3 separate regions of the Homo sapiens genome follow, and regions 2 and 3 are each linked to region 1. A link is an interaction called in ENCODE POLR2A ChIA-PET data of the cell type or tissue named here. Cell type or tissue: OCI-LY7. All regions are shown on one strand.

What was found. Peaks named below come from ENCODE experiments on the same cell type or tissue, not always from the same donor. Only the 100,000 strongest peaks of a DNase experiment are listed, where the experiment ranks them.
Region 2: POLR2A ChIA-PET joins it to region 1 with 5 read pairs; 1 of 35 experiments calls an interaction of 5 or more read pairs at or near these places.
Region 3: POLR2A ChIA-PET joins it to region 1 with 7 read pairs; 3 of 35 experiments call an interaction of 5 or more read pairs at or near these places.

Annotation. Positions count from the first base shown.
Region 1 is chr7:22,350,522-22,353,021 of GRCh38, reverse strand. All of the region lies in intron 1 of RAPGEF5 (Rap guanine nucleotide exchange factor 5), which reads left to right. Among named protein-coding and RNA genes, the nearest start is that of RAPGEF5, 5.4 kb to the left of the region's middle. RefSeq lists enhancers at 801-850, 1,141-1,250 and a silencer at 2,041-2,170. In OCI-LY7, no CTCF peak of the experiment used is centred here; DNase peaks (open chromatin) are centred at 1,471 and 2,021; H3K4me3 peaks cover 2,500 bases; H3K27ac peaks cover 2,500 bases.
Region 2 is chr7:21,965,368-21,967,867 of GRCh38, reverse strand. No RefSeq gene overlaps it. Among named protein-coding and RNA genes, the nearest start is that of CDCA7L, 21 kb to the right of the region's middle. In OCI-LY7, no CTCF peak of the experiment used is centred here; DNase peaks (open chromatin) are centred at 1,387 and 2,380; H3K4me3 peaks cover 2,455 bases; H3K27ac peaks cover 2,500 bases.
Region 3 is chr7:22,401,125-22,403,624 of GRCh38, reverse strand. No RefSeq gene overlaps it. Among named protein-coding and RNA genes, the nearest start is that of RAPGEF5, 45 kb to the right of the region's middle. In OCI-LY7, no CTCF peak of the experiment used is centred here; DNase peaks (open chromatin) are centred at 1,084 and 1,834; H3K4me3 peaks cover 1,138 bases; H3K27ac peaks cover 1,738 bases.

The sequences.
Region 1 (2,500 bases):
TGAGACGCATAATGTCTGGATATCTCTCTTTTTGAGATGGAAAGATTGATTCGTGAGTTTAGGTAGTGTCACTTAGCTGTCTGTCTTCTACTTAATGATTTTAGTATCACAGATCGTTGTAGCCTAGATCCTTTTCATTAGGGGTTGCAAAATGGTGATGATCTAAATCCATCATTCTTCTTGCATTTATTAATTGGAATTCGGTCTGTAAAGAACTTTCCCTCATAAATTATTTAGGTCTCCTGAAATTCACAATGTGCAGGATAGACAGGGAAAAGTCTTAATTTTTTCCTTTTACCAACTATCAGAGTAATGATTTGGTGCTTTAACAATCTCCAGTGAGAACCAGTGAGTTTTTCTTTTTTAAGTGTCATTAAGAACTTATGAATCTTAATGTATTTGTTTCTGTCACTTCAGTCAATATCCTTTTTGGTGCTTGGTTTATCTTTGTCTCCTGTATACTTTTTAAATGGCCAGTAAACTCAAATACCTTTCTTACTTTTCTGACGCAAGATATTCTAAGTGCATCTTGTCCATAGTCTGCTGCTCCCGACCTGAAACCCTGAAATCAGCCATTTTCCCAAGGAGCATTGATGAATTTTTTTTTTTTAAACTGACAATCGTTCATTTCCCCATCTTTTACCTTTCTTAGTGGTTGCATTATTTTTCCCTTGGTCTTAAGCCTCCTACCTTACTTTTTTGTATCTTTTTAAGTCTTTCTCATCAGGTTGTTTCTAAGACTGATATTTTCCCCCTAATAAAAGAACTGATAACAGCTATTCCCTTTTTCTGTATATACTGTCAAAATGCTGGGACTGACTTATTTTGGGCTTTGGCTGCTGTGATGTTTTCTGCAGCCTCTGCCACTGTCTTCAACGTCTTGGTATCTGTTTCATTTACAGCAGCCAGAATGATTCACCAGTTGTGCCAAATTGCTCACCAAAGACCTTCAGTGATTCCCAGCTTTTGGATTGGTCATCAGAAGGGCCTAATTCTCTTTAACCACCCTTCACTAGCCAGGGTTCTTATGGCCTGTGCTCTTCAAAATTGAGAAACTGGGAAGAACAGCTGGTAGCCCTCTGAATGAAGTTCTCTCTTTTTCTTTGCCCAGATGATTCCGTCTCAAAAAGGAACAAAGTATCCCTTTCCCTTTGTACAAGCTGGAGTGCTTTAGCTCTGACTCAATACCCTCCTCTGCTAGAAACTTGACTTTATTGATTGAGAAATAGAAACCGATCCAAATTATATACCAGTATGCCCAATGTATCGCCGTTTTAGGCACCTATTTTACAGGCAAAGCATGTCATTTATTCTTTGTGTTTAAATTGAAATCAATGGCTAACATCATAGCACTTAATTATGTACCATGCATATTCTGATATAAACTTCAACTCTCACTACAAGCCTATGAGCCTATGAGTTAGATGCTGCTATTTGCATTCCACAGATGAAGAAACTGAAACACAGGTGTAATTTGCCCGAGGTTACAGAGTGTGTGCCAGAAGGGAGGTTTGCATCTATGTATCCTGTTTCCGTAGAGCCAAGTCCATGCTCTGAATTAACTTTAGTTTTCCTCAAATGCATTGAGAGGGCAAAGGGTCTATTTACTCTAAACTGTGATAGCCTTATAGTACCTGCTGATATTATCTTACCACTCTGAGAGAGGTAAATAAATGCCATTAATAATGTCAGACTTTTCACTTTTATTTGGGCACACAGAAGCTTATTATTGACATATTGGGTTTAGGGGAAGTGGGGAGAAGCATTGTGGTTATAGGCGAAAGGTAACTAATGTTTACTTAAATTAAAAATAGCTCAAGATCAGCCTGGGCAACAAAGCAAGACCATGTTGCTACAAAAAACAAACAAACAAACAAACAACTAAAATACAAAACAAAACAGCATCCATGTGTCATAAGCAAAATCAGCCATGCTCACTTGATCAAGGTCAATCCAAAAACCTTGTGAATTCACCCAGCTTACTTTGTTCTCATCTGCTTATGGCAGCCAGAAGATAAAGGCCATTAAGAGAGGCATGCATCTGCCAGGAAGGGTGAGTCAGATCAGATATGAGGGACACATAGTGAACTTATTTGAGAAATATTGACTTCACTGCCTCTGCTTGCTGACAAACTACTATCCTGATCCTTGGTGTAAAACTGTGTTAGCTATGGCTACAGATAAAATAAAGCTCTGTGGATGCCAACTTCAAAAATATTTATTTGGGAAGAAGGAAAAGAAACTGTAGATTCATTTAATTTCGTGTGAATTCTAGCAAAGGAACTCAATGGCAAGTTAATATTTTATTTACTTATTTCTTCCTTTCCCTCCCAACCCCCACACTTTGGTGACATAATTAGATCCCAGGAAAAGACACAGGCTGTGGCTTCAGAGTGGGTTTGAATCCCAGTGCTATCACTTATTATCTTTGCATTAGTTATTCTCTGAGCATTCTGAGCCTCAGTGTCTTCCTCTGTAATGACATACACAGTGGATCAGG
Region 2 (2,500 bases), 390 kb after region 1:
CTCCTCACAAGCTGCCTGGTGTGTTCACAAGGCGGCAGCCGGCTTCCCCCAAAGTGAGTGAGCCAAGAGAGGGAGAGAGACAGAGACAGAGATAGGAAAGGGAGAAGACACACAACTGACAGAAGCCAGTTTGTGCATTTGTTGCTGTTTTCGTTATTGCTTTTGCTTAACACAACAAAGCTTATTTCTCACGTCTGCCACATATATGTTGTGGGTGGCCAATGAGGTTCTGCTCATCACGGTTGCCCAGAGACCCAAGCTGATGTAAGTTCCATCTCGGCATAGGCATCCAGAACTGCAGAGCCCTGGAAAAGATGCTGAACCACATGCCGGTTTTTAAAACATTATTATTTTTTATGATTTGAAGCAATTATAGACTCACAGGAAGTTACAAAAATAGTACTGAATTTTTGATGTTCGACTTAGAAAGCAAGTTCTTCCAAATAGAAAAGTGCTTCCAAGACCCTGACCTCTGAACTCTGTTTTAAAATTCAGTTAGCTTCACCAAACCATATAGTTCCAAGGACTCCACTCTTTTTTTTTTTTTTTTTTGAGACGAAGTCTGGTTCTGTCACCCAGGCTGGACTGCAGTGGCCCTATTTTTGCTCACTGCAATCTCCACCTCCCGGGTTCAAGAAATTGTCCTTGGCTGGGCCCGGTGGCTTACGCCTGTAATCCTAGCACTTTGGGAGGCTGAGGCGGGTGGATCACGAGGTCAGGAGATCGAGACCATCCTGGCTAACACGGTGAAACCCTGTCTGTACGAAAAATACAAAAAAAAATTAGCTGGGCGTGGTGGCGGGTGCCTGTAGTCCCAGCTACTCGGGAGGCTGAGGCAGGAGAATGGCATGAACCCGGGAGGTGGAGCTTTCAGTGAGCCAACATCGCTCCACTGCACTCCAGCCTGCGCGATAGAGCGAGACTCCATCTCAAAACAAACAAACAAACAAACAAACAAACAACAAACGAACAAAGAAATTCTCCTGCCTCAGCCTCCGGAGTAGCTGGAATTACAGGAGCATACCACCACGCCCAGCTAATGTTTGTATTTTTAGCAGAGATGGGATTTCACCAAATTGGCCAAGCTGGTCTTGAACTCCTGACCTCAGGTGATCCGCCCACCTCGGCCTCCCAGAGTGCTGGGATTACAGGCATGAGCCACCGCGCCTGGTCTCTCTCTCTCTTTTTTTTTTTCTGAAGCTACAGGTTCAAATATGAAAAGAGGAAGATTGTTTCATAAACATTAAAACAGAAATCCTTCTTAAAAGTAATAGTGTGACATATTTGTAAATACACATGAAAAAGGCCTGGGCAGACACATACCTTTGATTCAAGATCCCCTCTGGGTGTTTGTGTGTGAGGGAGTGGGGGGTTGGGGAGGAGGTGACAGAGGTAAAGAGGAACTGTAACGTTGTCTTACACTTTGAGTAAGTTCATGCAAATGTCTTTGTGTGCTATATGTGTAACTAAATTTTTTAAGAAAATATAGAGAAGTCATTAAAACTTTCATTTTTTCATCCTAATCTAACTTCCTCTTTTTTTGATCAATCATGCAGGTAGAGTCACATCAATTAAAAAATTTTTAGGTCCATTCTCACTGTAACTACATCAAAAACATCAACAATTATCTAATTTCTGCCTGGAAGTCTCCATTCAGAAGTCTAATGGGGGCCTGAGGAGCCCTCAGCCCCTAGATCTTTCCTAATATCATGGCCCAGGTTTCAGATATTGGCGTTCACTCAAGGTACTTGGTCCAAACTTTAAGCTTCCCCCTCACTTCAAGGATCCTTGGCTACTTGGCTGTGTGCTTCTGGGAAACCAGGGAACTATATCTGGGGTAACTCTGCCCTCAGCTCAGATCTCTTTAACTACCGAGCAGGACCAGTTGGAGTTAGGAGAAAACTGGGTAAATTCCATTAACACAATTCCTTCAGTGGCACAAAGTCTAGCCTGTCTCTACACAGGGGTCCTCAGCATTTTTTTCTTCAGCTTCCAGATGTTCCTTCCAAATATAACTGAGGGGAGGTGGGGGCTGGGGGTGAGGCCAACCCCAGTGATGACACCAAATACAACATTTAGTGACTAAGGGGAGGGTGCACACACACACACACACACTCTTACCAATTTATGTTCCAAAGTCTTAACAGAAAGGAAGTGGCCATACGGGATAAGGGCAGATACAGATAAGATAATCTTATTTTAGGGCAGTTTCCCTTAATCCTTGAAATCCTCTAAGGGGAATGTGAAGTAACCAGAGACATTGACAATATCTGGTGAGAGGTCTGGGACAACTGGGAAGCCTCATTCTGTGCTTTACTGCTGACCTTGTTACATCACTCCTGAGGAAGAACTTGCCTAAATGCAGTGCTCAATGCTTCTATTTAAGGAAGTGTTTTAAGACCTTGGGCTTTCCTATGTCTTAAACCAAGCTGAGCATCTGGAAGGTCTCTCTGTCACTGGAGGGAAAAAGCAGTCAATGGTGGGGTGTTCTGAATCAGTA
Region 3 (2,500 bases), 51 kb before region 1:
AAAAAATAGCCACCCTTAGTTATCTTTACCATATGCAGGGCACTCTTCTAAGCACTTTTTATATTTACTCATCTAATCCTCCTGACAGTTCTGTGGAGTAGATACTACTAGGATCCTTATTGTACAGATAAGGGAGCTTGAGGCACAGAGAGATTAAGAAACTTGCCTTGATTCTCACAACTAGAAAGTGGCAGAGGCAAGTTCTGGACATAGGCAGAATGGTTTCAGAGTTCAGGGTCTTAACCAATGAAGAAAATTAAAAGAAGAAAAACAGCTTTGGAGAAAAGAAAACAACGTGATGAACAAGAGGTAATCCATGAATCTCTCTGCCGTGTCCATCTTGTTGCCTTCCATGAGGCCCAGCGTGAGCCTGGGGTTACCTTCCCAGCGAGATCAGACCCAGGTGCTGGCGGTTGTTCCACAAGGATCTGGTCCGAAATGGGGCTGATCATCAAAAACACTTGGAGAATTTCAAAAGGCAGCTATTCAGATCCTGCTCCTCAGCTACTAAACTGGTCTGGACCCCTGGAAATAATATTTTGCATTCAACTCCTTCAGGTGTTCCTAATGGCAAGGCAGGTTTTGGAGTCCTTGCCATAGCAAAATCAAACTGTTCCCAAACAAAAGGTTTGGCCAGAGCAGGCCTGGGGTGAAGGAGGCGGGCCCAAGGCAAATCACCCAGTAATGCTTTTGTGCATGGGAGGTGTCTTAAAAACAAGCATCAAGGCTAGATTTGAAGGGGTAAAAGTAGTCAGCGTTCCAAATGGGGAGTGTGCGGCTGCAAAGTCTGGTGATCTGTCTTCCCCCATCAAAAAGAAATGATTGAAGGTGTTTTTCAAAGGACCCCAGGCCCATTATTTGCCTTAGAAATGGGACTGGGGTCCTTTGAAAAACACCTTTTATCATTTCTGGGTTGTTTTTTTTTTATACAGTTAATACATAGCACTGCAGAAAATGTGCATCGATGAAAAAAAAATAAAACCACTGGCCTTCCTACCACCCAGAATTATACTGCTAATAACTTGAGTGTACAGAACCACTTCCTGCCAAGACAAACTTCCTGTCTGTTTTTAGGACAAGCTGGTGGCACACCATTTTGTCATCTTCCCATCTGTGGCCTCACTGAGTGAGGCACCAGCCAGGCACCTTGTTCCTTCAGTAGGGTGAGAGTTACCAGAGCTTGAGGCCTAGGGCCTCCCTCCAACGAGCTGAACTAGGGTCTGCAGGCCTGAGCAGTGGCTGCATTTGGTTTGTAGAAGCTGTGCCACTAGTTGCCACAACTACTGTCGCATAAGCAGCACCACAACCACCAACTCACAGTCACAGTGTCCAACTTGGGAGTGACTTCAGAGAGCACCTGGTGGTTTTTTTGTTTTTGTTTTTTGTTTTTCTTTTTGAGATGGAGTCTTGCTCTGTCGCCAGGCTGGAGTGCAATGGCATGATCTCGGCTCACTGCAACCTCCGCCTCCTGGGTTCAAGCGACTCTCCTGCCTCAGCCTCCCGAGTAGCTGGGACTACAGGCCTGCGCCACCAGGCCCAGCTAATTTTTGTCTTTTTAGTGGAGATGGGGTTTCACCATGTTGGCCAGGATGGTCTCAATCTCTTGACCTCGTGATCTACCCACCTCAGCCTCCCAAAGTGCTGGGATTACAGGCGTGAGCCACCACGCCCATCCCTGGTGGTCGCTTTATAAAGACACTGACACTTTGAAAGATGAATGTCAAGCCCAGAGCGTCTGTCTGCCTGGCTGTGAGTTCTAATATTCTTGAAACATAACTGTGGTTCTGGCAAAGGAATCGGGTGACTCATAAGGAATATGATTAATGAATGGGCTACAGAAAAACAGATGGGCAAAGCTCAGTAGAGCTTGACTTTGTTGTAAATGCTTTATGACTACTGGCTCACCTGTTTGTATAACCTAACTGTGGCTTGAGAGAAGTCCATCTAATAGGGCCAATAATGGTTGTATTCCTGCAATTTTTGTGACAACACCCCCCACATGCCCCTTCCTCCCTTTCTGTACTATCTCTCCTTGCAATGTGATTGGTTAGGTTTTGTCAAGCCTGAGACTGTAATTCGAAAGTATCTTAATAATAGCTATTTTAATGAATTTACTTTAGAAAGATATTTGTGGTATACTGCAGTGTTTAGGTTTTGTGAGATACAATGTCTCTGTTGCAATTTCTCAACTCTGCTGTCTTCACACAAAAGCAGCCATAGACAATATGTAAATGAACGAGCATGACTGTGTTCCAATAAAACTTTATTTACAAAAATAGGTGGCCGGGCTGCCAAACCCCTACTTTATTAGTAATCACAGCCTATCTGAAAAGTTTTGATTATTTGGTGAGATGCTGGAAGAGAAATCACTGAATCTTTAGAGTGAGTGTCTAGTCAAATCTGTTCATCAAAAAGCTCACTTTGTTCTGAAAACTTTATTTTTTCTGCATTTTAATGACTGCCAGAACAATGTTCTTGCCAAACATATGTCAGTGACTCC